Linked DNA regions of Homo sapiens: all the other regions are linked to region 5. The links are chromatin contacts, found by Hi-C or POLR2A ChIA-PET in ENCODE. All regions are on one chromosome and are shown on one strand. The core of a region is the stretch at or near the end of the contact, and the rest is flanking DNA. Distances in the headings are between cores, read along the strand shown.

What was found. A loop is a pair of places that touch in the nucleus more often than their neighbours do. ChIA-PET counts read pairs that join two places held with the same protein, here RNA polymerase II (POLR2A). Pooled maps may share reads with other maps.
Region 1: a map with no recorded cell type shows a loop between it and region 5 (8-fold over the local background). The contact joins the promoter of PLA2G6 here to the promoter of SUN2 in region 5. A Hi-C loop is called at or near these places in 2 of 37 single-sample maps with no recorded cell type and 8 of 50 pooled maps. POLR2A ChIA-PET finds 5 or more read pairs at or near these places in 1 of 52 experiments (HepG2).
Region 2: a loop to region 5 is called in a map of GM12878, with 7 times the contacts of the local background. The contact joins the promoter of EIF3L here to the promoter of SUN2 in region 5. A Hi-C loop is called at or near these places in 1 of 168 maps with a recorded cell type or tissue (GM12878) and 8 of 50 pooled maps. POLR2A ChIA-PET finds 5 or more read pairs at or near these places in 1 of 52 experiments (HEK293).
Region 3: a loop to region 5 is called in a map with no recorded cell type, with 5 times the contacts of the local background. The contact joins the promoter of MAFF here to the promoter of SUN2 in region 5. A Hi-C loop is called at or near these places in 2 of 37 single-sample maps with no recorded cell type and 8 of 50 pooled maps. POLR2A ChIA-PET finds 5 or more read pairs at or near these places in 3 of 52 experiments (BJ, PC-9 and T-cell).
Region 4: a map of OCI-LY7 shows a loop between it and region 5 (4-fold over the local background). The contact joins the enhancer-like site here to the promoter of SUN2 in region 5. A Hi-C loop is called at or near these places in 1 of 168 maps with a recorded cell type or tissue (OCI-LY7), 2 of 37 single-sample maps with no recorded cell type and 4 of 50 pooled maps. POLR2A ChIA-PET finds 5 or more read pairs at or near these places in 2 of 52 experiments (B cell and GM10248).
Region 6: a loop to region 5 is called in a map of ascending aorta, with 15 times the contacts of the local background. The contact joins the promoter of GCAT here to the promoter of SUN2 in region 5. A Hi-C loop is called at or near these places in 1 of 168 maps with a recorded cell type or tissue (ascending aorta) and 8 of 50 pooled maps. POLR2A ChIA-PET finds 5 or more read pairs at or near these places in 1 of 52 experiments (WTC11).

Annotation. Positions count from the first base shown.
Region 1 is chr22:38,180,264-38,184,859 of GRCh38, forward strand. PLA2G6 (phospholipase A2 group VI) reads right to left here and starts at 1,567. Exons shown (of 17, transcript NM_003560.4): 1 at 1,401-1,567. RefSeq lists enhancers at 1-139, 420-489, 1,120-1,569, 1,519-1,813, 1,730-1,839 and 1 more.
Region 2 is chr22:37,846,079-37,851,090 of GRCh38, forward strand. It overlaps EIF3L (eukaryotic translation initiation factor 3 subunit L), which reads left to right and starts at 3,341. Exons shown (of 13, transcript NM_016091.4): 1 at 3,341-3,404; 2 at 3,937-3,985. The coding sequence starts at 3,372. It overlaps MIR659 (microRNA 659), which reads right to left and starts at 1,696; the gene lies at 1,600-1,696. It also overlaps a transcript of ANKRD54 not described here. RefSeq lists enhancers at 2,460-2,982, 2,983-3,505, 3,506-4,027.
Region 3 is chr22:38,198,967-38,203,530 of GRCh38, forward strand. MAFF (MAF bZIP transcription factor F) reads left to right here and starts at 3,028. Exons shown (of 3, transcript NM_012323.4): 1 at 3,028-3,246. RefSeq lists an enhancer at 116-165 and silencers at 2,855-3,184, 3,245-3,684, 4,535-4,564.
Region 4 is chr22:39,443,225-39,448,037 of GRCh38, forward strand. No RefSeq gene overlaps it. Among named protein-coding and RNA genes, the nearest start is that of MGAT3, 11 kb to the right of the region's middle. RefSeq lists enhancers at 3,741-3,790, 4,021-4,210 and a silencer at 4,435-4,626. Within about 2 kb of position 3,042, at least 9 of the 41 ENCODE cell types and tissues checked have a DNase peak (open chromatin) inside an H3K27ac peak, as active enhancers do; they include B cell and OCI-LY7, where a contact is called at or near this core.
Region 5 is chr22:38,753,531-38,758,477 of GRCh38, forward strand. It overlaps SUN2 (Sad1 and UNC84 domain containing 2), which reads right to left and starts at 2,468. Exons shown (of 18, transcript NM_015374.3): 1 at 2,233-2,468. RefSeq lists enhancers at 1,282-1,351, 3,610-3,749 and silencers at 1,842-2,191, 2,302-2,851.
Region 6 is chr22:37,805,116-37,809,920 of GRCh38, forward strand. GCAT (glycine C-acetyltransferase) reads left to right here and starts at 2,819. Exons shown (of 9, transcript NM_014291.4): 1 at 2,819-3,048. The coding sequence starts at 2,853. H1-0 (H1.0 linker histone) reads left to right here and starts at 114. Exons shown (of 1, transcript NM_005318.4): 1 at 114-2,317. The coding sequence starts at 430. The coding sequence ends at 1,014. RefSeq lists silencers at 200-279, 2,634-2,923 and an enhancer at 510-1,205.

The sequences.
Region 1 (4,596 bases), core at 317-2,816, 570 kb before region 5:
TCTCATGTAACAAGAAAGTAATCCACGGAAGGAACAAGAAGTGTCCTAAACAGTAGCAAACCTTACACATCAGGACAATCACACAGGCTCTGGTGTCAGATTCCAGCTTCAACCTCATCGGTGTGACCTCAAGCAACTCATGCGCCCTCTTTTTCTCATGTGAAGTGAGAATATCATTGGCCACACCAAGGGTAGCCTAGAACATCAGACAGTCCGTAAATATTTGTTAGATAAACGATGACTGAATGAATGGTGAAGAGAACATATACAGAAGAGCCTGACTCACAAGAGGTGATGAACAAACACTGCCAAATGATACACTGAAAGACAAGGGACCTCCTGCTCATCCTTCTCTCCTTGTCTTCTCATTCTAGCCCTTTCCCTTTCCACTCCTTTCAATTCTGCCTATGACCCAACAGTAAAATCATGTATTTGTACAGGGCCATACTGGTTATAAAGCTTTACCTTCTACATTTTCTCATTCAAATTTTGAACCTCATGGCAGACTTACGAGGGCAGGAGGTACAGTTCCCCTGTCACAGATGAGGAAACTGAGACTTGGACAGAAAACAGGTTCCAAACTCCAGGCAGAAACTCTAACAAAAACAATGCATTCAAAAACAATGCATTCAGCCCAAGGGTGCAGCCTCAACGTTGCCAAACCGAACCTGCCTGACATCCTGTTGGGCGGGTAAGAGGCAGGTGAGGGAAAGACCCAGAAGCTAGGGGGAGGTATTCGTTGGGGTCATGTGGGTAGCCCATTAAAAATACGGCCACAGGTCCCCTTGCCCTGTGCCCTCCCTGTCCCACACCCACAGGCTTGCCCCGACCCAGTCCCATGATCACCCTGGTCACATGCTCCCTGTCACCAGCTTCCAAGTCATCTGTGGGAGCAGGAGGTGGACACAGGATTAGGGGTGGGAGACTCTGGGGTGGCCAGGCTGAGGGGAAGGAGGGAGCATGTCGGGGGCAGGTCTGGAGGCACGCGAGAGAGGAAAGGCAAGGAAAAAAAGCAGGGAGGAAAGGCAGGAGAAGCAGGGAGTGAGAAATGAGTAGAGGCACCACGAAAGGTGGAGACGGACGTGAAGTGGGGAATCAAGTGAGCACTTAGAGGAGCACAGGAAGGAAAATTAGGACGGCCAATGGGGCCTAAAGAGGCACTGAGGGTCGGGGAAAGAGAAGAGATGGATTGACTCGGGAAGTTAGGGATACTGAGGGAGACACACGGAGGAGACTGGGGTTCAGGGGAGAAACTCAGGGTCGAAGCTGGGGTCCCTGGGGTCCACAAGTTCGAGATGAGACACGGGCGGTCTCGGGATGGGAATTGGGGACGCAGGGGGATGAAAAGATGGAAGGTGGGGGCACTCAGGGAGTCACATAAGGGTTAATGGAGGACATGCCTCAGAATCGGAGACACGAGGAATATCCAAAGGAGGGTCCGGCGGAGACTTGGGAGTCCGGAGCGCCGAGGAAGTTGGGGAACGGACCCCCAGGCCCCGCCCACCCGCGAGGTCACTCACCTCGGCTTACTCAGCACTTCTACTTCCTCCTACTTCCGCAAACAAACGGGCCTCGGGCCACGTGATGGCCTGACCACCGCTCTCCGCCAATCACTGGTGGCCCTGTCCCAGGCCTCCTCTAGGCTCCGCCCCCGCGCCCGAGGACGGCGGGAGGCGGGGTCCGCCATTTTTTTTAACTGCCCAATGGAAGGGGCTCCCTTAGCCAGGAGGACGAGCTTTCGGCGGGAGCCAATCCTCGGCGGCGAGGCGCGGCCATGTTTGTGCGGGGCAGAAGGTGCCCGGCTTCTTGGCAGTCCTGTTGATGAGGGCCAGGAGTCCTACCCTAGTCCGCCTTCCGCCTCCTAAAGCGACCAGAGCCTGGAGTCTGAAGTTACTGTTAATGATTGCTCGTAAAGATAAAAATAAAGGCAACAGAGGCATAGGGCATAACAAGGAGGAACCTGTTTTGATTTTTGCCAGGTAGCCTCAAGCCAGGGTTGCCAGATGTAGCATATAAAAAATACGGGATGTTAAGTTACATTTGAATTTCAGCTAAACAGCCAATACATTTTTTTCCGATAGAACAGAAATTGATTATAGCTTTTTTATTTTTCACAACTAAGGCCAAATTCCCTAGGGGAATTACCACATGTCCTTTTTTTTTTTTTTTTTGAGACAAGTCTCGCTCTGTCGACCATGCTGGAGTGCAGTGGCACGATCTCGCTCACTGCAACCTCCGCCTCCCGGATTCAAGCGATTCTCCTGCGTCAGCCTCCCGCGTAGCTGAGATTGCAGGCGCCCGCCACTACGCCCAGCTAATTTTTTGTATTTTTAGTAGAGACGGGGTTTCACCATGTTGGCCAGGCTGGTCTCGAACTCCTGACCTCAAGTGATCTGCCCGCCTCAGCCTCCCGAAGTGCTGGGATTACAGGCGTGAGCCACCACGCCCGGCTCCGAAATTTTTAACATAAGTATAATATACTAAGTTTAGTATTGTGTTAAAAATGTGTGCATTGTTGTCTGGCAACACACCCTGAGCCAGTCTCAGGAAATACCTTAGCACTTTCAGTAGGAACTTGGGCAAATGATCTCTGTGAACCTCAGACCCATCATCCAGGAAGTGGGCACAGTAATACAAGATTGTTGTAATATCTAGAAGTAAATTGGTCCCCATTCGTGCACATAGTGGGATTTCAATAAATGGCAGTTGTTAGGGTTAATAATGCCGATAATGAGGTATTTTGCAGAGAAGCCAGGAGACTAGACTTTAGTCACACATCTGCTTCGGACTGAGCAGGTCATGTCCTCTCTTCAGCCCACTGGCTTGGTTGGACCTTTTCTTTCCCTAATAATCACCCAACCCTAGGTCTAGATGAATCTGCCAGACTGCTCTCCATTTACGTGGGAAGTATAGTTGCGGGTGTCATTCTTGTGAAAAGAAGCGTGTAGGCCGGGTGCGGTGGCTCACGCCTATAATCCCAGCAGTTTGGGAGGCTGAGGCGGGTGGATCACTTGAGGTCAGGAGTTTGAGACCAGCCTGACCAACATGGTGAAACCCCATCTCTACTAAAAATACAAATAATTAGCTGGGTGTGCTGGCCATAGTCTGTAGTCCCAGCTGCTCAGGAGGCTGAGGCAGGAGAATTGCTTGAACCCAGGAGGCAGAGGTTGCAGTGAGCCAAGATCATGCCACTGTACTCCAGCCTGGGTGACAGAGCCAGACTCTGTCTCAAAAAAAAAAAAAGTGTGTTTCCTCCTTAGTCCGTCTAAAGATATTAGTGCCTAGACAGGGCAGCCAATGCAACTTGCGCAAGGTTTAGTTAAGAATCTTCACAGGTTAATGAAATTAACCATCTTAACTAATATCTGTACAGAGCTTTACCAGTTACAAAGTGACTTCACTTCCATCATATCCTCGTGTCCCCATTTTACAGGTGAGGAAATTGTTCCTTAAAGTAAGATTTAAAATTTGCTTAAGAGTTTCAGCTTGACTGCGCACAGTGGCTCACGCCTGTAATCCCAACACTTTGGGAGGCCGAGGTGGGCAGATCACTTGAGCTCAGGAGTTCAAGACCAGCTTGTGCAACATGGAGAAACCTCGTCTTTAAAAAAAATACAAAAATTATCCAGGTGTGGTCTTGCATGCCTTTGGTCCCAGCTACTGTGCAGGGGAGGCCGGGGGGTCAAGGATGCAGTGAGCCAAGATCGCCTGCACTCCAGCCTGGGTGACAGAGCGAGACCATGTCTCAAAAAAAAAAAAAAAAAAGTTTCAGCTTGAAGTGGAGAGAAAAGGATAAAGACTCAGAATTCTCAATGAAAATATCTTGCCTCCACACCCCAAACAAGCAAAGTTAGAGCGATGGTTATCAAGGAGCTTGCAAAAGGCCATGCATTCCACGCACTGCCAAGCAATCTTTCCTTCCTGAGAAAACCCACAGGGGCAACATGAGGTGTCCCATTCTTCAACAAACACCCACCCTTGCATTCAGGATTTTGCAAAGCACATTTGGAAATGCAGATACACAGGTGAATCTAAAATGCAGACAAGGGCCAGGTGTGGTGGCTCATGCCTATAATCCCAACACTTTAGGAGGCTGAGGCGGGTGGATTACCTGAGGTCAGGAGTTCGAGACCATTCTGACCAACATGGTGAAACCCCGTCTCTACAAAAAAATACAAAAAAATTAGTCAGGCGTGGTGGCAGGCAACTGTAATCCCAGCTACTGGGGAGGCTGAGGCAGAAAAATCTCTTGAACCCAGGAGGTGGAGGTTGCAGTGAGCTGAGATCACACCAGTGCCCTCCAGCCTAGGCGACAGAGCAAGACCCCATCTCAATAAATAAATAAATAATAAAATGCAGAAAAGGCCAAGAGAGGCTGGATCAATTGCTGGAAACAGTCAAAGATCCACAGAAGACATTCACAAAATAGAATCTCAGTACCTGATGAAGTTAAGTATCCCTTCCCTAGGTATTTCTGGTGGAAACCATTTAATGAGTAGATAAATCAAAAGATGGAATAGAGGGGATTATTAGGTAGCATTGAATGAGCAAGTAAAGGGATGGGGCAAGTAAGCACGAGGGAGTGTGTTCTGTAGT
Region 2 (5,012 bases), core at 2,091-4,590, 910 kb before region 5:
GCAGGAGAATGGCGTGAACCCAGGAGGCAGAGCTTGCGGTGAGCCGAGATCGCACCACTGCACTCCAGTCTGGGCGACAGAGAAAGACTCCATCTCAAAAAGAAAAAAAAAAGTAATCTTTCTCTTACAATTGGAAAAGCACTTCCAGAATTTTCAGTGTTTGCAGTCGCCATTGTGAGGTTTATCATTGTACTATATGGAAAAAAATGCTATGTTTATTTGTACTCTCCTCGTCTGCCCCATAATGGATACAGTGCTGAGACAGGATCTCTCACTGTCACTCAGGCTGGAGTGCAGTGGTGTGATCACAGCTCACTGCACTCAAGCTTTCCTCCCACCTCAGCCTCCTGAGTAGCTGGGGCCACAGATGTGTACCACCGTGCCTGGCTAATTATTTTTTTGATTTTTTGTAGACATGGTCTCACTTTTTTGTTCAGGCTGGTCTTGAACTCCTCGCCTCAAGGGATCCTCCTGCCTCCACATCCCAAAATGCTGAGATTACAGGAGTGAGCCACAGTGCCTGGGCCCCAATTTTTTTTTAAGATGGGGTCTCACTATATTGCCCAGGCTGATCTTGAGCTCCTGAGCTCAAGTGATCCTCCCACCTTGGCCTCCCAAAGTGCTGGCATGAGCCACCACATCCAGCCCCATGAAAATCTTCTGACTTCACAACTCCTTCTCAAATGTCATGAACATTTTGAGAATTGTTGTCAAATTGGAGCAACCTGTATCAAATTCCTGTCATATATGGACTATAAGATTTCAGGTAATTTCTTTTCTTTTTTTTTTTTTTGAGACGGAGTCTCGCTCTGTCGCCCAGGCTGGAGTGCAGTGGCAGGATCTCGGCTCACTGCAAGCTCCGCCTCCCGGGTTCACGCCATTCTCCTGCCTCAGCCTCCCAAGTAGCTGGGACTACAGGCGCCCGCCACTACGCCCGGCTAATTTTTTGTATTTTTAGTAGAGACGGGGTTTCACCATTTTAGCCGGGATGGTCTCGATCTCCTGACCTCATGATCCACCCGCCTCGGCCTCCCAAAGTGCTGGGATTACAGGCGTGAGCCACCGCGCCCGGCCAATTTCTTTTCTTTTTTCTTTTTTTTTTTGAGGCAGTTTTGCTCTTGTTGCCCAGGCTGGAGTGCAGTGGTGCAATCTTGGCTCACCACAACCTCCGCCTCCTAGGTTCAAGTGATTCTCCTGCCTCAGCCTCCCGAGTAGCTGGGACTACAGGCATATGCCACCATGCCCGGCTAATTTTATATTTTTAGTAGAGACGGGGTTTCACTATGTTGGCCAGGCTGGTCTCGAACTCCTGACCTCAGGTGATCCATCTGCCTTGGCCTCCCAAAGTGCTGGGATTACAGGTGTGAACCACTGTGCCAGGCCTCGGAGAAGGGTTATTATTTAAACTAGAAACTAAATGTCTCCCAAAGTTAGCTCGGTTCGAGCCAGGAATGATTAAGGGCAGTCTGAAGATTAAATGGAAGATGAGGGTTGGTTAGATCAGATCTCTTTCACTGTCATTATTTTCTCACTGTTACAATTTTTGCAAAGGTGGTTTCAGCAATAAAAATATTTCACAAATTTTACAAAAGCAAAGGACCATGAGGACATTGTTGGGGACCCTCCCTGAACCAAGGAAGAGACTGTGACTCTTCCTTGGTTCAGGGAAGGTCCTGAACCAAATCGAGGGTCGGTAAAGCTTAAGCTCCATTATTTCCAAATTTGTGTCACCTCTGGTGACAGCACAAGGAAGAAACACAAAACAAGAACGCAGCATAGGGAGTTGGGGCTGGGCATTGCAATTCTCAATAGGATGTTGAGTGGATGGCATCAGAGCAGACACCTGAAGGTGCCATGCAGATACCGATGGGGAAGGGAATGGGAGTGGGGGTGCCACTGCATTCGATTCTAGACTTGGATAACAGTGAGTGCAAAATCCCAGAGGTGGAGCGTGCCTCAGTGGGAAAAGCAAGGAGGGCGGCGTGACAAAGGGACCCAGAGAGTCCTGGTCACACAGCAAATCAGTGGCGGAGTAGGGACTGGAACTCGGATTTCCACTAGGTGTTGTGTATGGGCAGATGGCTAAACTAAGGCCTCTCCTTGACTCATACACCGGTTTTTATTGGTTTGCTTTATAACCCCATCTCTACCTTGAGGGTTTCCCCTGGCCTCGAACCCGGTGTACTCAAGAGCTGCCCATGTCCCAGGCTTCGCGACACAGCTGGCCTCATCTTTGCCTGCTCCAACTTTAATGTCCAAAGTTGGGTGGCTCCTGTTCTCCATTCCCTCTTACTGCATGGGACCAAATCTCAATTTTTTTTTTTCTTTTTTTTTTTAGACGGAGTCTTGCTCTGTCGCCCAGGCTGGAGTGCAGTGGCGCGATCTCGGCTCACTACAGCCTCTGCCTCTCAGGTTCCACCGATTCTCCTGCTTCAGCCTCCTGAGTAGCTGGGATTACAGGCGGACGCTACCACTCCCGGCTAATTTTTGTATTTTTAATAGAGACGGGGTTTCGCCATTTCGGCCAGGCTGGTCTCGAACTCCTGATCTCAGATCATCCACCCGCCTCGGCCTCCCAAAGTGTAGGGATTACAGGCGTGAGCCATCGCGCCCGGCCAAATCTCAATTTTTATCCCCAGTAAGTTTAGTCTTGTGAAGTCCGAACGTTTGAATAATTTACTCGCTGCAGGCAAACCGCCTACAACTAAATCCATCAGGCCCCCGTATCCGAATCTTCCTTCACGCGAGAAGCCGGCCATCTTTTGTGTAGCATTCTTTCTGGTTCCTCTAACTTTGCCTCTCCTTTACGCCAAATACGTGTCCTTATATCTGAATCTACACCACTATTATAGATTCACCTTCTTTGAGAAGTCCCTATTTGAAGAGAGGAAAATTCAGGCTACTTGTAACCCTCTTATTCTTTTTAGACGGAGTTTTCCCTCTTGTTGCCCAGGCTAGAGTGCAATGGCGCGATCTCGGCTCACCGCAACCTCCGCCTCCCGGGTTCAAGCGACTCTCCTGCCTCAGCCTCCCGAGTAGCTGGAATTACAGGCATGCGCCACCACTCCCGGCTAATTTTGTATTTTTAGTAGAGACGGGGTTTCTCCATATTGGTCAGGCTGGTCTCAAACCCCCGGCCTCAGCCTCAGGTGATCCGCCCGCCTCGGCCTCCCAAACTGGTGGGGTTACAGGTGTGAGCCACGGAACGCGGCTCCTCTTCCTTCTGGATATGGCTGTCTCAGATGGCCAGAGGCCTCGGAAAGGCTTCCGGTTTCCCGGCAGGCCCGAGTGGGGCTGAACTTCCGGCCTCAGGACGCAGGCGCGGGCCGCTCATTTCGCTCTTTCCGGCGGTGCTCGCAAGCGAGGCAGCCATGTCTTATCCCGCTGATGATTATGAGTCTGAGGTAAGGTGGCCGTAAGGGCGCGGTGGGCTCCACGACGGGGTGATCTCTGGGACCACTGGATGTGGGTCCCGGCGCGAGGCAGCTTCCGGGTCGCGGCCAGCTCCGGCCGACCTCCCGCCCGGCCCTCAGGCTGCTCCCACAGTTCCCGGTCCCTAGACAACCCTGGCTCTGCCCGCCCACTTCGCGTGTTCGATTGGCTTGTCCTTCCCCTTTCTAAGACCGGAGACTAAGGCCTGTTAGACGTTTCTGTGTTTCTGCACCTGAGTTTTTTTGGTCTAGGCTCCGTCTGGTCAAATCTCGCTGATTCCCACAGCCTCTTGTCCTTTGCTCCACCTCATTGCACCCGTAATGTTGTATTGTCATTGTCTGTTTACTGTCCCTTTTCTCTAAGGCGTGTGAGTTCCTCAAAGGCAGGCACAGTGTCTTATTCGCCTCTGTATCCTTAGCTCTCTGCTTGGCATCTAGACTCTAGGATGAGCGTTTTGAATTCACGACTTGGCGGCTGTCCTTGACTGTGTCTCTTTCCTTCTAGGCGGCTTATGACCCCTACGCTTATCCCAGCGACTATGATATGCACACAGGTGAGACCACGGGTTAGGCTGGCTGAGTACTCGTAGGGATCAGTTCCTTTGGAATGTCTTAGAACCAGCTCTGACAGGCATCAAAAATTGCTCTTTGATGGTCCAGGTTTGGAGTCAGTCATTAGCTGCCAGTGCGAGGGGTTTTATAAAGCCTAATAAACCAGGCTTTTTATCATAGTCCACCTCAGTCTTGGAAGAGAAGGATTACTTACCTGGCTATGGTTTTCTTGTGTAAACTATTAGCCAAATAAGAAAAGCTTTTTTGTTTTTGTTTTTGTTTTTGTTTTTGAGATGGAGTTTCCCTCTGTCCCCCAGGCTGGAGTGCAGTGGTGCGATCTCGGCTCACTGCAACCTCCGCGTCCCTCGTTCAAGCAGTAGTTCTCTTGTCTCAGCCTCCTGAGTAGCTGGGATTACAGGCGCCCACCACCATTCCCAGCTAATTTTTAAATTTTTTTAATAGAGACGAGGTTTCGCCGTGTTGTCCAGGCTGGTCTTGAACTCCTGACCTCAGGTGATCCACCCGCCCCAACCTCCCAAAGTGCTGGGATTACAGGCGTGAGCCACCGCGCCTGCCCCAAGGAAGAAAATCTTGATGTGAAAAATTTAAGTAATTCAAACCAAGCCCGAATGAAATCTTTTTAGGAGGTGTCTGAGGTTTCCTGAAACGTTATAGTGACTTGACTTAGTAGTCAGTGTTATCCATTGTTCTAAGTACTTTGTATGAAATATTTTGTTTAATCCTTACAGCAGTTCTGTATGTTAATGTCTCCTAAAGAATAGAAAATATAGCAGAGAGGTTTATTAGTAGTAACTTGGCACAGTCATATATTTAAAAGGTGACAGTTATTCATTCAAGAAATATTAAGTACCTGTTACCACTTACTTTCCAACAGTCTTGCCTCTCTCCCCTCCAACGCACACTTTTCTAGGCCCTGAGGGTATGTCTGAGTACAAGACAGACGAGATTCCTGACTTCCTAGACTTGGGAGAAGGGTGCAAAACAGATAATAAGTGAAAAATAACTTTA
Region 3 (4,564 bases), core at 1,778-4,277, 550 kb before region 5:
CAATATGGTGAGACCTCCATCTCTGCAAAAAATAGAAAAATTATCCAGGCACAGTGATGCACACTTGTAGTCCCAACTACTCGGGAGGCTGAGGTGAGAGGATCGCTTGAGCCCAGAAGTTCAAGGCTGCAGTGAGCTATGATCATGCCACTGCACTCCAGCCTGGGCAACAGGGCAAGACCCTGTTTTGTTTTGTTTTGGTTTTGGTTTTAAAGGGGGTGGGGGGTAGAGAAAATAGACAACTCACCATTGTGCAGTTTCTAAAACTGAGAACTTTCCTACCCCAAAGGTTAACCTAGGTGGCTCTTTCTGCTATGCACATGGAGAGGACTGAGCAATTGGTTTTTAGAGATCCTTTTGAGTGCTAGACAAAGCTGCCTCAACATTTGGTCACTTGGGAAACTAGTGGGCCAATTTGCATACCAAACCCACAGCCTGTGGGAGGGAACGGAAAGAAGCCATAGTGTCTGGTGGACCAAGGCACAGAGGCAGGAAAGCAAGACAAGGGCGCTGAAATCGAATTTGCTACATCAAGGAAAGTGGGGGGCTGGGCGCGGTGGCTCACGCGTGTAATCCCAGCACTTTGGGAGGCCGAGGCGGGTGGATCACGAGGTCAGGAGATCGACACCACGGTGAAACCCCGTCTCTACTAAAAATACAAAAAAAAAAAATTAGGAGGGCGCGGTGGCGGGCGCCTGTAGTCCCAGCTACTCGGGAGGCTGAGGCTGGAGAATGGCGTGAACCCGGGAGGTGGAGCTTGCAGTGAGCTGAGATCGCGCCACTGCACTCCAGCCTGGGGCAACACAGCGAGACTCCGGCTCAAAAAAAAAAAAAAAAAAAGGAAAGTGGGGATCCTTACTGGTGATCAGGGTGCCACATAGAGGCCTACCCATTTGGAGAGGCCCTATGCCCTCCACAGTGGAGTAAGTGCCATGATGTCGGCTTCACAGGAGGGACTGTGGGAGCGATGGAATTTCAGGCAGTGGGAACATCATGAGCAAAGGAAAGCAGGGGATGAACAGCAACATCCACCCCGCACGTGGCCTCCAAAGCCATCTCTTTTGGGTGGGGCTTCCCACCACGGCGCACACCCCTCATGTTTATGTGGCCCTCCTCCCCTGGTTGCGATGTACCCCCAAACATCTGGGCCAGGAATCATTCAGACCTGGATACCAATTCCAGTGCTTGTACTTCCTAGCTGAGTGAATTTAGAAAGTCACCTTCACCTCTCTGAGCCTCCAGTCATGTATTCCTTCAACATGTATTTACTGTGGGCCTACTATGTGCCAAGCACTACTCCAGGCACTGGGCAGGCAGTGGTGAACAAGATAAGCCTGGCCAGGCGCAGTGGCTCATGTCTGCAATCCCAACACTTTGGGAGGCCGAGGTGGGTGGCCTGAGGTCAGGGGTTCAAAACCAGCCTGGCTGGGCATGGTGACTCACCTGTAGTCCAGCTACTGGGGGGCTGAATTCCTTGAACCTGGGAGGCGGAGGTTGCAGTGAGCCAAGATTATGCCACTGCACTCCAGCCTGGGCAACAGAGTGAGACTCTGTCTCAAAAAAAAAAAAAGAAAAAGAAAAAGAAGCAAGGCCTGCCTTCATAAAACATACATTCTGGTTGGGGAAGACAGACAATAACCAGCACTCACATACATAAATGATGAAACACCCTACAGAAGTATTAAGATAATATAAGAACAAATTTCAAGGCTGGGTGCGGTGGCTTGCGCCTGTAATCCCATTACTTTGGGAGGCCAGCGTGGGTGGATTGCCTGAGTCCAGGAGTTTGAGACCAGTTTGGGCAACATGGCAAAACCCTGTCTCTACAAAAAAAAAAAAAAAAAAAAAAAAAAAAAAATACAAAAAATGAACCTAGCATGGTGGTGTGTGCTTATGGTCCCAGCTACTTGGGAGGCTAAGGTGGGAGAATGGCTGGAGTCCAGGAGAAGGAGGTTGCAGTGAGCCGAGATTGTGCCACTGCACTCCAGCCTGGGTGACAGAGTGAGACCCTGTCTCGAAAAAAAAAAAAAAATTCAGAGGTGAAGACTGCTTTAACCAGGGTGGTCAGGAAATGTCTCTCTGAGGCAGTGACATCCGGGCTGACGTGAAAGATGAGAAAGAGTCAGGCAAGTGAACAGAAGACCAGACAGCCAGTGCCAAGGGCCTGTCGCAGGAATGAGCTTGGTATGTTTGGGGGACAGAAAGAAGGGCACTGTGGCCGAAGAGCAGTGGATGAGGAGAGAGTGGCCAAAGAAGGTGTGTAAACAACCTGAGCTTTGTTTTGAGAAGAACATTGGCTGGTATAGAAAGAAAGACTTTGGAGGCAAAGTAGGGAGCCTCGGAGGCTGCTGCCATTGTCCGGGTAAGCTGATGGTGCCGAGACCAGGTGCCATGACTGGAGGTGGTGAGAAATGGTCCTATGCAGGAGACCTGGAGACACCGCTAGCTTGAGTCCTGAGGTGGGGAGGAAGGGAGAGGGAGGGATGGAGCCAGGCTCCAAGGTTTTGGCTTGAGCAGCTGAGATGGGGTGGCAAGGGAGCAGAGGTAGGGCTGACGATCAGGAGCGGGTTTTTGGGCCGAGTCCTCTGCAGTGCCCATCTGACACCCACTGGATGCGCAGAGTGGGCAGCTGGCTATGAGTCTGGAACTCAGAGAAGCTGTTCGCTCCGGAAATACAAACCTGGGGCTCATAGCCATATAAATGTCATTTAAAGCCACGGGACTGGATGAGATCATTAAGGCAGAAGGTCTAGGTCGAAAGAAGAGGGCCAGGACCACTACCTGTAAAATGAGCCAATGACACCTACACCCACGGGGCTCTCGCGAGGTGTCACGTGAACGCACCCAGCGAGCCCTGGAACCAGGCAGAGAATCGCGGCAGCCCCGGGGGCGGGGCTTCCAGGGGGCGGGGTCATACGGGGGCGGGGCCGAGGGACCAAGCGGCCGCTCCTGGCCGGAGGGCGGCCGGGTCGGTGACGTCACCGCATGACTGGGTTTTTATGAATGAAAGGAATCCTGTGAGTGAGTAATTCCGGGAAGCTCGCCTTACAACTCCGCGCGGCCTCGGCCCCCTGCGCCGCCCGCCCCACAACAAAACTCAGCGCAGCGCTCCCGGGCGCCCGGTTCAGAGCGACCTGCGGCTCAGAGCGGAGGGGAGACTGACCGGAGCGCGGATCGGGACAGCGGCCGGGACAGCGGCGAGACGCGCGTGTGTGAGCGCGCCGGACCAAGCGGGCCCAGAAGCGGGTGAGGAACGCGGGACCAGGAGGACGGTGCGCGGGACCCCAAGGCGGCAGGGTTTCTGCGTCCCGGGATGCGCCTGGGGTGGGCGCCCGGGCCCGATCCGTCGGGGCTCCCGGAGCTCCATCGCCCGGACGGCTCGGGGCGGGGAGAAGGGAGCGGCCGTCCCGGGGACGCCGAGGACGGGGCCGAGGCCAGCTCGGGGGAGTGGGGGTGGAGACGGGGCCCCTTCCCGGGGCGCGGGCGGGTAGGCGGCGGCGCCGGGAGGAAGGGGCAGCGCAGGCCGGCGATCTCCGCGTCCGCCCGGCGGGGGCGGGGGCGCTGTGCTCCTACGTGACTCGGTGGGAACAGGCCCTGGCCCGGCGCCCGCGGGCGGTGCGTGCGCGGTTTGTTTACGTCCGAGGGCGGGCGTGTGTTCCCTGGCGGGCGGCCTGGGTATCCTGCCCGGTGCGTGCGTGCGCTGTGTACCTCGGGGGCGTGTGTGCGTGTGTTGTGCTTGTGTGTGCGTGTCCGCGCGCGCGCTCCCTGGGGCCTGTACACCAGCAGTGTGTACCTCGGAGAGGGCGTGCCCTGGGCCGGCCACCGGAGTAAACGCGGAACAAGGACCCGAGCGAAGGAAGCGGACCCGTGCGTCTTCGCACGGGGTCTGGGAATTCTGGCCCGGGCCGCCCCAGTCCTACTACCCGGGGCTGTCCGTCCCCGGCTCTCCCCGGAGTTTCCCAGGGCCTCCGCCACGTGACCCCAGTGTTTGTCTCCCGCCCAGAGCCCGCGCCCGCAGCCACAGGGTGGGGCAAGGTATCAAAGACCCCACCCAGCTGAGCTAGGAGTGAGGGATGTGAGCCACCCCCGCTTGGCACCCCGGTGGATCTGGTAACAAAGTGAGTTGGAGCCCAGGTTCTTGTCCCCAGATTTTGGGGCTTCCTGGGGAGGGAAGAACCAAGGGACTCTCGTTCGTCCCCAGGGTTGCCCATCCCCTCAGTCCCATGAGAACAGGAAGGGCCAGAAAACCTTGACTGCAAGGGTGCGGCGCAGGGAGAGGACCACAGGCTTTTAGCTAGTCCGGGTTCTGGAGGCTGTACCTGCTAGGTCGTGGAGGATGGGGCGGAGCCGGTTTCCGCTCTCCTGGTAGTTTCAGTTCACAAGTGGGACTGGTGAGACTAGACTGACCTACAGCTGGACGCCGGAAGCTAGCTGAGGCTCTGAGCCAGCCGACAGACCCCGAGTGCCCTCACCCTGGGCCAGGCAGGGTCAGTAGGCATTGGGGATAGAACTCTGACTGCACGGAGGGTTAATGAGTGAGGGGTGGGGCCTGACCTAGCCGCCA
Region 4 (4,813 bases), core at 1,792-4,291, 690 kb after region 5:
ATCTGAGCTACTCAGGTGGCTGAGGCACAAGAATCGTTTGAACCCGGGAGGCAGAGGTTGCAGCGAGCCGAGATCATGCCACTGCACTCCACCCTGGGCGACAGAGCGAGACTCTGTCTCAAAAAAAAAGCATTCTGGAGATGGACGGTGGTGATGGTACCATACAAGGTGAATGTACCTAATGCCACCACACTGTGTGCTAAAAACTGGTTAAAGTGGTAAATTTTGTGTTACGTAGATTTTACCACATTTTTCTTTTTTAAAGTTTGGCTACCCAGTGGATTTGTGCTGACCAGGGCATTGAGACTTCATAGTCACTGGAGCTAATGAGAAAAGATGCGGGGAGACTTTGGCCAGGTGTCGTCCAGGCACTGCCTCAGCCAGGCCTCCCAGGCTGGGTAGGCGTGAACAGAGGATCCTGCAGGGAGGAGCAAGGCCTTGCTTGGCCTCCACACTGGTCAAAGCCACCCGGCCCCAGAGAATCAGCCCCTCATTGGGCACCTCGATTGCTGACTGCCCTGTCTGTGGTGAGAGCCAGCAAGATTTCTTCCTGTTGTTAATTTGATTTTTTATTGGCTCTATGTTTTTTTATATTCATTTTGCAAATTTGCTTTGGTTTGGTTTTGTTTTTTGAAACAGAGTCTCACTCTGTTGCCCTGGCTGGAGTGCAGTGGCACGATTCAGGCTCACTGCAACCTTTGTCTCCTAGGTTCAAGCGATTCTCATGCCCCAGCCTCCTGAGTACCTGGGATTACAGGCGCCCGCCACCAAGGCAGGCTAATTTTTGTATTTTTTAGTAGAGACAAGGTTTCGCCTTGTTAGCCAGGCTGATCTGGAACTCCTGGCCTCAAGTGATCCTCCCGCCTTGGCCTCCCAAAGTGCTGGGATCACAGGCATGAGCCACCGTTCCCAGCATTGCTTTGTTTTTAATGTTGGAGGCAAACATAAACACAAGAGCTTTACACCTAGCTCGGTGTCTGCGCATATTTAAGAAACACTGTGATAAAAATGACTGACGACAACCCCAGAATCCATGAGAATTTTTTTCTTTCTAAGAGCATTAGGATTTGAGTCATGCCATGGTTTGGCTTCTGAATCTGTCTCCCTTGGAGCAGGGTCATCTCTGTGTCTCCGTGGGGACATAGGGCCAGTCTTGAAATTGTTTCCTGAGTGAGTAATGAAGTGAGTGAATGAATGAATGAAGAGCTAGCAGAAGGAGAAATCACTGGGGGGCAGGGTGCAGAAGCAGCAGGAGAATCAGGGAAGTCTTCCAGGAAGAGGCCCAGGCATCCTGGGCCCAGAAGTGGGATCAAGAGTTTGAGGAATAGGAGATGGGGTGGGGATGGGCGTATCTCAGGGTGAGGCACGAGTCCGGGCCTGAAGGGTGCTGAGGGCCTCTGCCTAGTGATGTCACGCCTGGAACCCAGCCTCTGAGCCCAGCTGTCGGGGCGGGCAGTCTAGGGGCAGCCTTCCCCATCAGACCTCTGGGAGTCAGCCCCACAACTCCCTCCCCATGCCACATCCCAGACAACACCTGGTCCTGCAGGTCTCATCTCCTCTTTCCAGCCTCCCATCTCCACCCCAGCCACCATTACCTCCCCTGTTTCCCAGCGCCTCTGCCAGCTCTCCCCACTGCCAGTCTGGCCCCATCTGATCCATCTCAGACCAGCGACATCCAATCATTCCTCCAGCGAATATGCATCGAGCACTTAGTGTGCGCTCAGCTCTGATTGGGAACCAAAGAAAGGCCCTGCCCAGTGGAGAGACAGACAACAAACAAGGAAACCTAAGCGCGTCCTCTGACAGCCAGCAGCAACACGCGCCAGGGGGATAACAGGAGGAATCTGAGAAGGGATCCACGGGGCGCCTTCTCTGTGCCTTCAGGGCCATGGCTCCAGACCCTCTAGCCTTGTCAGGACTGCTGTGAGCTGTGAGTCTGGTCCTAGCCTGGCCAGCCTGGACCAGGCCACCAGCTCCACATGGCCATCACATTGCATGGCAGCACAGTGTGATCTTGGACGAGTCACTTTCCAGTTCTGAGCATCAGCTTGTCCACCTGTAGGATGAGCTTGGTGGCAAGAACACTGCAGGAATCACCAGGGCCCTGAATCCTCCTAGGAGCTGGAGGGTTGGCCCTGTGAGGAAGGAGTGACTTTCATCCCGACCTGATTTAGAAACAGTCTCTCTCCTGCCAGCTGCAGTCAGTGGGGGCTACGTCATACCCCTCATGAGACGGTGGAAGGCTCAAAAGTGATGTGGTTCATGCTGAGACATGGCCACAGTAAGTGTCCCCACAGCAGCAGCCCTTGTTAGAATCCTGCTGCTCCGTTCCCTGGAGACTTTGTCCAGCCGGGGAGGGTCTGCCTGGATTCAGCCGTCTCCAAGCCTCTAATAGTAGTGAAAACGGCTGGTGTTTCTCCGACACAGCCCCTGGGCCAGTGTCACAAGCACCACTCACAAGGCTCGCTCATCCTGCACCATCACTCCAGACCATGCTGGTGCTTTTACTGTCCCTCTTTGGGGGGATCCAAATCTAGGAAAGGCGATGTAACTCACCCAGACCTCCGGTGGGAGCAGGCCTTGTGCCTGGTCCGCCTGCCATGTCACTGTCTCTGCGGTGTTGGCTGGGGCGGCCCCCTGGCCTCCCTCCCAGGCCCAACGCCTGGCAGGGGTGGCTGGAACAGCTGGGGGAGGCGGCCCCTCTCTTCCCTGTGTGGTCCAGGGCCGCTCTCCCCCTGGATTTCCCTCCATAGCTGCTGACCTCCAAGCTGGAGGAAAAGGACATTGCAAGGCCACTTGAGGCCTAGCCTGGACATTTCCTCATCCTAGTGGGCAAAGCAAGTCACAGGCCTGCCCAGGTTGCAGGGAGGGGAAAATGGTGGACATGCTGCCAGGGCCGGGGAGGGAGGGGACCCTGCAGCCATCTTGGCAGACATCTCCCACCCAAGGACCCCAAGCCTCAGAGCCGTCCTTAACTGCTGGCAGCCTCCAGTGGGGCAGGGCAGCAGAGTGTATGGTGATCCCCATGCTTGCAGAAGAGGCCCAGGAGGCTCGAGGCCCAGCTGGGGGTGAGTAGAGGAGGATAAGCGGGCTCTGGACAGGCCCCAGCGTAACCAAAGGCCATTTCCTCCAGAGGCCCCGGCTCTGTCCCCGTCCCTGAGGGTGTTTTCCCGGGAATGAGCTGGGCCTGCTCCTCCTGCAGGTGATAACACTTGGCCCTGCCTGGGGTTTCCGAAAGGCGGAGGGCGCCACACAGCAGCCGCTCCCTGGCCCCGCCTCGGCCTCACAGACTCTGGAGTGCAGCAAATGTCCCCAGACAGTGATGTTCACTGAGGGTAGCAGGGGGGAAACCAGGGTGGATCTTTCCTCTCCTCCAACCCCTAGAGGCCTCGTGAACCTTTCAGTGGCCTCCCAGCACAGGTGCTGCCACTCATTAGCTGCCTGATCTTGGGAAAGTTAACTTCACTGCTTCATGCCTGTTTCCTTATCTGAAAAATGGGGAGAAAGGAAGGGCAGACACGATTGCTCTGTGCCAGGCCCCGTTCTAAGCACTTTGCATCTAGCAACTCATGCAAGCCTCCCAACAGCCCTGTCAGGCGGGGTCTGTTATGACATTCCTCACTTTACAGATGAGGAAATGAAGGCACAGAGAGGGCAAACAAGTTGCCTGAGGTCACACAGTGAGTCAGTGAATCTCGGAGTTGGGCCCAGGTAGCCCAGGTCTGTCTTGTTAGCTGCCATGCCCAACATCACGGCCTGGCGTGACAATGCAGGATGATGCCAGCCCGTGGTCAGTGATGTGGGTTTGCTTCTGTGGTTATCATCCCCGTGCTCTTTCCGGAGCCCGAACTGCACCTGCTCCGCTAGTGCCTGTGCTCCGCCTCCTATTCCTTCCCTTTTCTATACCATAGTGTGGCTGAGGTTGTTTTAAACCTGAATTTGTTTGAGCCCCTGAGCTTTCTAGTTGCAGTTCATTGCACTTCGCAGAGCAACTGGCAGGAAGTGTGTGTGGTGGCCAGAGCTCTCGCCGCAGATGCAGGCCGTGTTAACGGAGCGCAGGGCAGCCAAGGCAGGTGAGAGACCCTTTGTGTGCATCTATGCAAGTCAGGACATGTCGGGGGAGGGCAAATGGAGAGTAACTGGGATGGAAAGGTCTGGAAACCATGTCATAGGAGGAGGCGCTAAAGAACCTGGGAGGAGGCCGGGCGCGGTGGCTCACACCTGTAATCCCAGCACTTTGGGAGGCCAAGGCAGGCAGATAACGAGGTCAGGAGTTCAAGACCAGCCTGACCAATATGGTGAAACCCTGTCTCTACTAAAAATACAAAAAAAATTAGCTGGGTGTGGAGGCACATGCCTGTAGTCCCAGCTACTTGGGAGGCTGAGGAAGGAGAATCACTTGAATCCGAGAGGCAGAGGTTGCAGTGAGCCAAGTTCGAGCCACCACACTCCGGCCTAGGTGACAGAGTGAGACTCCGTCTCAAAAAAAAAAAAAAAAAAAAAAAAACCTGGGAGGAGAAGTGGTGGAGGGACCCTTGCCAAATGTCTGGAGGACCGCCGTGCCAATGAAGAAGCTGGCTTGCTCTGCCCAGTTCCAGGCAGCGGGTTCTAGGGTATCTAACAGCCAAAGTGGTCACATAATAGAGTGAGAGAGTGAGCGCCACATCACAGGACGTGTGTAAGCAGTGGCATGAGACTGGGGCCACAGGAGATGACCTTGAAGCCCCTCTCCTCACCCAGGTCACAGGTGTGAGGCCCAGTGGAACCATATTTGGCCAGTTCCCCAGCCTCAGAGCATGCTTGAGCTAAAGGT
Region 5 (4,947 bases), core at 1,218-3,717:
TTCTTTTCTTTTAATAATAGAGACAGGGTTTCACCAAGTTGGCCAGGCTCCCACCTACGTCCTGATGGCGCTTGCACTGTCTGTCCCCACGGTGCACACTGTGCTGCCACATCTTGGTAAGATGATGATAAAATGGTAAGTGTCTGCTGGGACCGGGCTCCTTGTATACCTCATTTATATTATTAGAAGCAAGGTAGGTATCATTACTCCCATCTACAAGGGAAGAACCTGGACACTGAGGCAATGGGTAACTTGTCCACAGTCCCCAGCCTGTAAGTGCCAAAGCCAGGGTTTGGGCTCAGCTCTGACAGGCTGTAGGGCCTGGGTCTTTCTACTCAGGCATAAAGTTTTCCAGTTGTTTCAGGAATGTATTGAAGATTCTAGTTGTGTGTCCTCAGCTAGAATCTTTTTTAGCCTCACACATGCGCAAAACAAGGCTGTATACAAACTTGTTACACAACAAATATTTGTTAGCAAACTAACAAAATAGGGAGGAGGAGGGCAGCATGAATTACAGTCAGTTCCGGTCACCATGTGGGGCAGAAATCAAGGCTCTGGAACTGATAATGAGGACAAAGGAAGCCAAAGTGCAAAGATCTGGCAAGAGGTAGCATTCTGTGACATGAGGAAGATTAATGAACCACTCAGGTCTAGACACCCGAATTCAAAGTCCCCGACTGCCAACATGGGGAGTCTCAACGTTAGTGCCTCTGCTGGCCCGTACAACAAAGTCACTTGGGAATTCCTAGCACTTGCTTGTGACTTTTGATCACTTCTAATATTCCTGGTTGATACTTAAATGACCAGTTCTCTGGGTTGTGTGGTGAGTATAGAAGTCCACTTCCCAACCCAGGCTGCAGAAACCCGAAGGTCTGGTTAGTCCAGCTAGAAAGTCCTCCTCTGAAAAACAAGCAGCCTCATGTCCTGGCCTTGTTGGCATCTTCCCAGGTCAGACGCCCATCTGGCATCCCCTCTACTTTTAGCTGGTGTTGGAAAAGGGACCGATTGGTAGTAGGAAAAGCAGGAAGTTGGCCTGGGTCCTTGTCTCTATTCCTGTCCTTATAAGGTAATCTCCCCTCCCCCCTCCCTGCCCCGCCCGTACGGTCCCTACCTGAAGGCTCCAGCTGCCCACACAGGGACTCCTCTTAGCCTCTGTCCTGCTGAAGGAGGTGACACCTTTGCCCAGGGCAGAAACAAGGCAACATGTTTATACCATACCCAAGCTGCCGCTGGGAAGAACTAAATATTCTGATGGAGGTTGAGCGGGGAGTGCTGAAAACTGTCAGCACCCGCCTCCGCCCTCCCAGAACTCCCAGAGATGCCTCTCAGTCTTTCCTGCGGCATCCTGGCATCACAAAACAGTTTACCATTGAGTCTGGGTTTCACAAGATGAAAAAGGTCGAGGCCCCATTCTCCAAAACAAGAAGTGAGCCTCTGGGAGCTGAAATCTACTACTGCGAATCATAATAGACACCACCCCCGCCCCACCTCCTCCCTAACAATCAGTTAGGAAACGCTCATCGGAAAGCATCCTTCCCCACTTCTCAGCTGGGCGACTTCCTTTCTCAATTCCGCCCTTCCCCATCACAAACATCTCCATCCATCTTCAGACTTAAACCAGATCTGGGGCATCTTCCTCGTGACATTTCCACTCCCTGGGCACAGCCAGGCCACACGCCCTTGTGGGACCTGCCAAACGCCCGGTGCTAACTCCCTCTGCCCTCATTCCCACAGGCCAAACCTGCAGAAATTGTCACCAAAGGCGCGCCTCCTGGCTCTCTAAGTCACACCGCGCCCCCCATTGCTTTGTTTTGTTTTGTTTTAGAACTGAACAAAACGGGCCTTCCTCTGAGGCCCTGAGTTCTGACAGGCAGAGGCTGGGAACTGCCTGTCCCTGGAAACGGCCTGTCTGGCACAAAACCCGTAGGCGCTGCCCGGGGCCGGGTTGGGGCAGTCGGCCTTTGCCCTCCTCCTCCCGGGAGGCTGCCCGGGAAGTCCCGCCCGCAGACACCGCCCTCCCGGCTGACCAGTGGCGCGGCAGGCGGGGCGGGGGCCAGGAGGTGAGTCAGGGCGCGGGCCGCGGACCCGGGTGGAGGCTGGATCCGGCCCAGCACGTCCCGGAGAGGAGGAAGCAGGCCTGGCGGCGCGGCCCCGCCCGAGTGGCCCGACGGTGACCCGGGGTCAGGCCGGGCCGCGGCCCCCCAACCCTCTCCTGAGCTCGCCCGCACTCACCTGCTGCCGCGGCGGCTTCTAGCCCGGCCGGGGGCGTCCGAGGCCAGGCCGCCGCCGGGGCGCGCCCCCTTTCCGCGTGGGGATCCCGCGGGCGGCGCTCCGCTCAGGGCGACACAGCGGCCGGGCCCGGGGCGCGCGGGCACGCGAAGAGCGGCGACGCGGGACAAGGCGGGCGGGCGGACAATGCGGCCGGCGGAGGCCCGCGCTGCGCGAGTGGGGCCGGGCGGCGCGCGTGTGGCCGACTCTGTATGTGTGCGCCTGTCAGTCAACGCTGACAGGCCGCAGCCCATTGGTCAGGCCCCGCCGGCCGTCACCGCCCACCGCCGCCACCCATTGGCCGGTTTGAACACAAAGCCCCGGCTCGCCCCGCCCTCGCGTGGGCCCCGCTGCCCTGCGCGCTCAGCCTAGGAGTCCGCGCGTGGGAGGCGCTGGGCGGGCGGGGACCCCGGGCTGCGGGAGGACGCGACGGGAGCCTGTGCTGGGGCTCGGGCTCAGCAGGGCACTGGACTCCCGATCTGGCGGCTCAGAACACCTGAGACAGCTCTGAGCGCTCCCACGCGCGCCTGCAGCCTGGTTCACCAGGCCGGCGTCCGAGGGGAGGGTGGGAGCCCTGGGAGCGGCAGCGCGCGGGTGGCCCTTGGTGCACTCTCGGTGAGGCTGTCGAGGGCTTGCTCAACACCCGGCACCAGTGCCGTTGTCCTCTTAGCCGGCCATTTCTACACCCATTTTTCAGACAAGGAAACAGGTTGCTAATTTGGGGATTCCAGACATGCTGGGAGGCCCTGCCTCTTCCCAAGCTTTACCCAGAGCACCCAAGTTTCACGACAGCTCTTCTATTTTTTGTTTGTTTTAAACAGATTTTCTATTTTATTTAAATAGAGACGAGATCTCACTATGTTTGCCTAGGCTGGTCACGAACTCCTGAGCTCCAGTGATTCTCCCGCCTCGGCTTCCCAAAGTACTAGGATTACAGGTATGAGCCACCGCGCCCGGCCAGCTCTTCTGTTTTAAGGACGGTGCTTGCTGCACTTGAGCTGTGGGAAGGCAGGGCTGGCCACTCATTCTTCTACCTTACTCAGACTTGGAACGAGTGCTCAGCGTTTGAGTAAAATGCTGCCTGACTCCGGGGGTCCTGTTCCTTGGCTCCCCATCCGCCAACTGTACAGATAGAGCAGGTGCACAGCTTGGGATGAATCTCTTTCTGTGCCAGCCCTTCTAAGGGCAGATGAACAGTCGTTATTTTACTTTTAAAGTACCAAGAGGAAACGAGACAAGAATGACAAAATCACCGAGGCAGGAACAGGAAGGCTGTGGGGTCGGAGGATTGAGGAAAGGCAAAACCCTCATGCTAAAGCGGCTTCAGCCCAACTCCAGACAAGAACAGTCCCCTTTCCTGGGCCTCCATTGCCTGCTCTGGAAAGAGAAGAGTCTCCTGCTCTTCCACCCTCCTGGAGACCACGGTGCTGGCCATTATCACTCCTAGGTTTAGACTGCAAGCTCTTTGAGGACATGGACAAGCTCTCCAGAGCCTGGTACCGAGCCTGGCTCTGGTCTGAGTGTCTGCTGGATGGAGCAATGAAAGGAGAATTCAAATCAGACGTAGGGGCAGCATCCAGGTAGGGGAAGGGCCTCTCTGACTCCTCATCTCTGGGATGCGCAACTCCAGAATTCTGTCCTAACCACTTCTATGGAGTTGCCACATCCTACCTCCTCCATTGCACAGCCTGCTTCCCCCTCTCCGGGGGTCCTGGCAGACAGGGGGGTCTGGCCTTGCTGGGGTCGGGGGGGAGTCCAGGTCCCCTCCCAGGATGTGCTGAGTGGATATGTGAGGCTCATGCCCACAGGCTGACTGAAGGCAGGCCCCTCTTAAACTCTGCATCCTCTGGGGGCTGGGAGCAGGCAGAATAATGGTCGCTACAGGAATTCGGTACTAATGCTTGGAATCTGTGACTGTTATCTACATGCAAAGACTTTGCAGATGTGACTAAAGATTTTGAAATGAGATTATCCTAGATTATCAGGGTGGGCCCTAAGTGTAACACAAGTAACCCTTTAAGAGAAAGATAGGGGCTGGGCACTGTGGCACACGCCTGTAATCCCAGCACTTTGAGAGGCTGAGGCAGGTGGATTGCTTGAGCTCAGGAGTTTGAGACCAGCCTGGCCAAATTAGTGAGACCCCCCCCCCCCACCACCCATCTCTAAAAAAGAAAAACAAAAAAAGAAAATAATTAGCTGGGCATGGTGGTGTGTACCTGTAATCCCAGCTACTCAGGAGGCTGAGGTGGGAGGATAGCTTGAGCCTGGGAAGTCAAGGCCACAGTGAGCCAAGATCAAGCCACCACACTCCAGCCTGGGTGACAGAGCAAGACTCTGTTTCAAAACAAACAAAAAACCAAAGAGAGGCAGAGAAGACGAGCAGAGGGCAATGTGACCATGGAGGAAGAGATTGGAGTGATGAAGCCACAAGCCAAGGAATCAGAATAATAATAAGTGTCCTGTGTGCCACACCAATGAGCTCTGTGGCCTTGGACAAGTCAATGGGGCTCTCTGGCCTTCATTTTCTCTTGCATGAGGGTCACATGGGCAAAGGACTTCTGAACTACTTCATCCCAAAGGGGTTTTATCACCATGATCTTTGCGGGGAGACGGGAGGAGGTTGGGCCCTTGGTTTGTCCTGGACCCATCATCTGTCAGGTGGGCTTCTCTGTGCTGCCA
Region 6 (4,805 bases), core at 1,569-4,068, 950 kb before region 5:
ACAGATGGCGGCGGCGCAGCGCCATTCCGGGCCGGGAGCAGGCAGCCAGCAGCCCTGTCCTCACCGCGGTCCGCCCGCCGCCGCTAAATACCCGGATGCGCCGCCCAAGCGCCAGACGCGGAGCTGGGAAAAGGGAGGCAGAGGAGGCGGAGGCAGAGGCAGAGGCAGAGGCAGAGCCCGAGCCCGGTGCCGAGACCAAGCGACAGACCGGCGGGGCTGGGCCTCGCAAAGCCGGCTCGGCGAGCTCTCCCGACACCCGAGCCGGGGAGGAAAAGCAGCGACTCCTCGCTCGCATCCCCGGGAGCCGCACTCCAGACTGGCCCGGTAGTCAGGGGCTCAGGAGCAGATCCCGAGGCAGGCTTTGCTCAGCCTCCGACGAGGGCTGGCCCTTTGGAAGGCGCCTTCAACAGCCGGACCAGACAGGCCACCATGACCGAGAATTCCACGTCCGCCCCTGCGGCCAAGCCCAAGCGGGCCAAGGCCTCCAAGAAGTCCACAGACCACCCCAAGTATTCAGACATGATCGTGGCTGCCATCCAGGCCGAGAAGAACCGCGCTGGCTCCTCGCGCCAGTCCATTCAGAAGTATATCAAGAGCCACTACAAGGTGGGTGAGAACGCTGACTCGCAGATCAAGTTGTCCATCAAGCGCCTGGTCACCACCGGTGTCCTCAAGCAGACCAAAGGGGTGGGGGCCTCGGGGTCCTTCCGGCTAGCCAAGAGCGACGAACCCAAGAAGTCAGTGGCCTTCAAGAAGACCAAGAAGGAAATCAAGAAGGTAGCCACGCCAAAGAAGGCATCCAAGCCCAAGAAGGCTGCCTCCAAAGCCCCAACCAAGAAACCCAAAGCCACCCCGGTCAAGAAGGCCAAGAAGAAGCTGGCTGCCACGCCCAAGAAAGCCAAAAAACCCAAGACTGTCAAAGCCAAGCCGGTCAAGGCATCCAAGCCCAAAAAGGCCAAACCAGTGAAACCCAAAGCAAAGTCCAGTGCCAAGAGGGCCGGCAAGAAGAAGTGACAATGAAGTCTTTTCTTGCGGACACTCCCTCCTGTCTCCTATTTTCTGTAAATAATTTTCTCCTTTTTTCTCTCTTGATGCTCACCACCACCTTTTGCCCCCTTCTGTTCTGACTTTATAAGAGACAGGATTTGGATTCTTCAGAAATTACAGAATAATTCATTTTTCCTTAACCAGTTGTGCAAGGACAGCAACAACCAATCTAATGATGAGAATGTACTTATATTTTGTTTTGCTATTAACCTACTTACGGGGTTAGGGATTTGCGGGGGGGGCTTGTGTGTTTTGTTGGCTTGTTTGCCATGAAGGTAGATGTGGGTGGGGAGAAGACACAAGGCAGTTTGTTCTGGCTAGATGAGAGGGAACCCAGGAATTGTGAGGTTAGCAGGAATATCTTTAGGGTGAGTGAGTTTTCTTTGAGTTGGGCACCCGTTGTGAGAGTTTCAGAACCTTTGGCCAGCAGGAGAGAGGTGGTAGGGAGCAGCCAGCCGGCAAAGGAAGGAGGGGGAAAAAAACCGCCACCGGGCTGACTTCCACCTCCCAGTGGTGAGCAGTGGGGGCCCAAACCCAGTTTCCTTCTCATTTTTGTTAGTTTGCGCTTTCGGCCTCCCTATTTTCTTAGGGAAGGGGAGTGGGGTCCAAGTGACAGCTGGATGGGAGAAGCCATAGTTTCTCCCAGTCAGCTAGGATGTAGCCATTGGGGGATCTTTGTGGCTTCAGCAAATTCTCTTGTTAAACCGGAGTGAAAACTTCAGGGGAAGGGTGGGGAGTCAGCCAAGTGCCTCAGTGTGCCCTGTTGAAACTTAGGTTTTTCCACGCAATCGATGGATTGTGTCCTAGGAAGACTTTTCTTTTCCTCTGGATTTTTGTTCCTCCTGTACAAGAGGTGTCTTTGCTTGGTTTGGTGGGGCTGCGGCCACTTAAAACCTCCCGATCTCTTTTTGAGTCCTTTATTATAAGTAGTTGTAGCTGCGGGAGGGGGAGGGGGAGTGGGCGGGCAGTGGATAGTAAGACTTACTGCAGTCGATTTGGGATTTGCTAAGTAGTTTTACAGAGCTAGATCTGTGTGCATGTGTGTGTTTGTGTATATATACATATCTAGGGCTAGTACTTAGTTTCACACCCGGGAGCTGGGAGAAAAAACCTGTACAGTTGTCTTTCTCTTATTTTTAATAAAATAGAAAAATCGCGCACTTGCGCGTCCCCCCCCCACCCCCTTTTTTAAACAAGTGTTACTTGTGCCGGGAAAATTTTGCTGTCTTTGTAATTTTAAAACTTTAAAATAAATTGGAAAAGGGAGAAACTGAGCGGTGTATTTTTCCTCACTTTGAAGACTGGAGAATGAATGCGGAGCGGTTAGGCGGGCAGGCAGTGGGGACATCTGGGGCGTTTGCACCTGAGAATGGCGGGGGAGGGTTCAGGAGCTGGACAGAAGCCAGGAATCCTTAGTCCCGGAGGCTGCGGAACGTGCCTTAGCCGGCTTCTAGGCTTCTGCCTTTGGGGTCCAGAGGGTACCCCATTTCCGGCCGAGAGGTGAGTACGTGGGAATGCGGTGGGGAGTCTGGTGGGCTTGGCCCTGACGCGACTTCCTCCGCCCCCTTCCCTCCCCTCTGCCATCCGGACTTCGGCAGTCTCAACTTACAAGTCAAGCCTCTCGGTCCCTGGCGGATCCCGCCAGGCCCCGCCCACCCGTCCTAGGCCCGCCTCCCCGCCTTTTTAAGCGAGCCCCCCTAGCTCCGATTGGCTGCTGGAGCCCGGCCCCCGGCCACGCGACCAGGCTGCGTCCGCGATGCGCACGGCTCCCAGGCAGGCAGGCGCGCTCGGGCGAGGTAGGAGCGATGTGGCCTGGGAACGCCTGGCGCGCCGCACTCTTCTGGGTGCCCCGCGGCCGCCGCGCACAGTCAGCGCTGGCCCAGCTGCGTGGCATTCTGGAGGGGGAGCTGGAAGGCATCCGCGGAGCTGGCACTTGGAAGAGTGAGCGGGTCATCACGTCCCGTCAGGGGCCGCACATCCGCGTGGACGGCGTCTCCGGAGGTAACGCTCCGTTCCGGGAGTCGTTCCAAGACCTTTCCCGAGCTTGCGCTGGAATGGAGGTCCTGGAGGTGGGGGTGGGCGGCTCCTACACTCTTAGCTACTGTTCCCCTTCGCATCTCTCAGGGCGACTTTATGGCTTCCTAATATTGACTCTTGCCTGGTTAAACCCTTTTGACGGAGGGAGGCGATTTGCCCAGCAAGAAAACCCGCATTTCTTGAGCGGCTCCTTTGTGAAGGTCTCTACCAATTGTTGCTGCACGTGAACTCCTGCTAACTTCTAGACGCAGGAATGACTAATTCCACTTTACAAACGAAGAGGCTGAAATCCACAGATGTGAAATGGCTTGCCCAAAAGCCCCCAGCTAGCTGCAGGCAGCGCTGGAATATTGGAGCTGGAACATTGCCTGACTGGCCAGAGAGGACAGCTTGCTGGGTAAACTCATAGCAAGCAAGGGGTCCCAGGGCTGCCACAGAAATCACATGATGAGTTGGCCCTGCCAGGTCTCCCTCATTTCTTTCTTTCCTTTTTTTTTTCTGAGATGGAGTCTCGTCTTGCTCTGTCGCCCAGGCTGGAGTGCAGTGGCGAGATCTCGGTTCACTGCAACCTCTGCCTCCCGGGTTCAAGCGATTTTCATGCCTCAGCCTCCCAAGTAGCTGGGACTACAGGCACGTGCCAGCACACCCGGCTAATTTTTGTATTTTTAGTGGAGACTGGGTTTCACCATGTTGGCCAGGCTGGTCTCGAACTCCTGACCTCAAGTGATCCTCCCGCCTCAGCCTCCCAAAGTGTTGGGATTACAGGCGTGAGCCACCACTCCCAGCCCTCCCTCATTTCACTCTAACCAGTGGTTACACCTGACTTATTCGTGTCAGGCCTCAGGTGAGTGGTAATCATCAACAAGCTCCCAAAGCTGCCTTCTGCCCAGGAAATAGGCATAGAACCCTTGGTGCTGTTGCACTCATTTGTAAAACAGAGGTCCCAGGTAATCCCTTCTCTCCCTCAGGGGAAGCTTAGAGCCGGTCAAAAGATGGGAAATTAGGAGACCCAAGTTCTCATCCTGTTTTTGCCTTTCCCAGGCTGTGTGAACTTTCCCCTCTGGCTGTTTGCTCCTAAGGTCAGCTGTGTTCACTCTGGGCTTTAGAATTCGGGGACTGGTATCTCAGGCACCTACCTTTGGGGGTGTGATTCTGGCAGCAAAGTAAACTGTGGAGTTCCAGGACTGCAGCAGGCGTCTGATCCAGCCCTCTTCTTTAACCCTCAAGGAAACCAAGGGGTCAGATAAGGAGTCAGTGGTGGTCTTCAGGCACAGGAGAAGCCTGTGAGGAAGGGCTGAGTTCCTCCTTGGGTAGAATGTGATTCAAAGCCAGAGTTTAGGCTGGGCACAGTGGCTTGTGCCTGAAATCGTAGCACTTTGGGAGGCCAAGGCAGGAGGATTGCTTGAGGCTAGGAGTTCGAGACCAGCACGGACAACATAATGAGACCCCATCTCTACAAAAAATAAAAAAATTTAATCGGGCATGGTGGCACGCACCTGTAGTCCCAGCTACTCAGGAGGTTAAGTGGGAGGATTGCTTGAGCCTGGGAGGTTGGGGCTACAGTGAACCATGATTGCACCACTGTACTCCAACCTGGGCGACAGAGCTAGACCCTGTCTCAAAAAAAAAAAAGTTTAAACTTCTTGCTCTTCAAGATGTGTAGCACTGACGCTCCTTCTGTAGCTGTTGAATTTGGTGCCTCCTCAATGGTGACTCCAGGT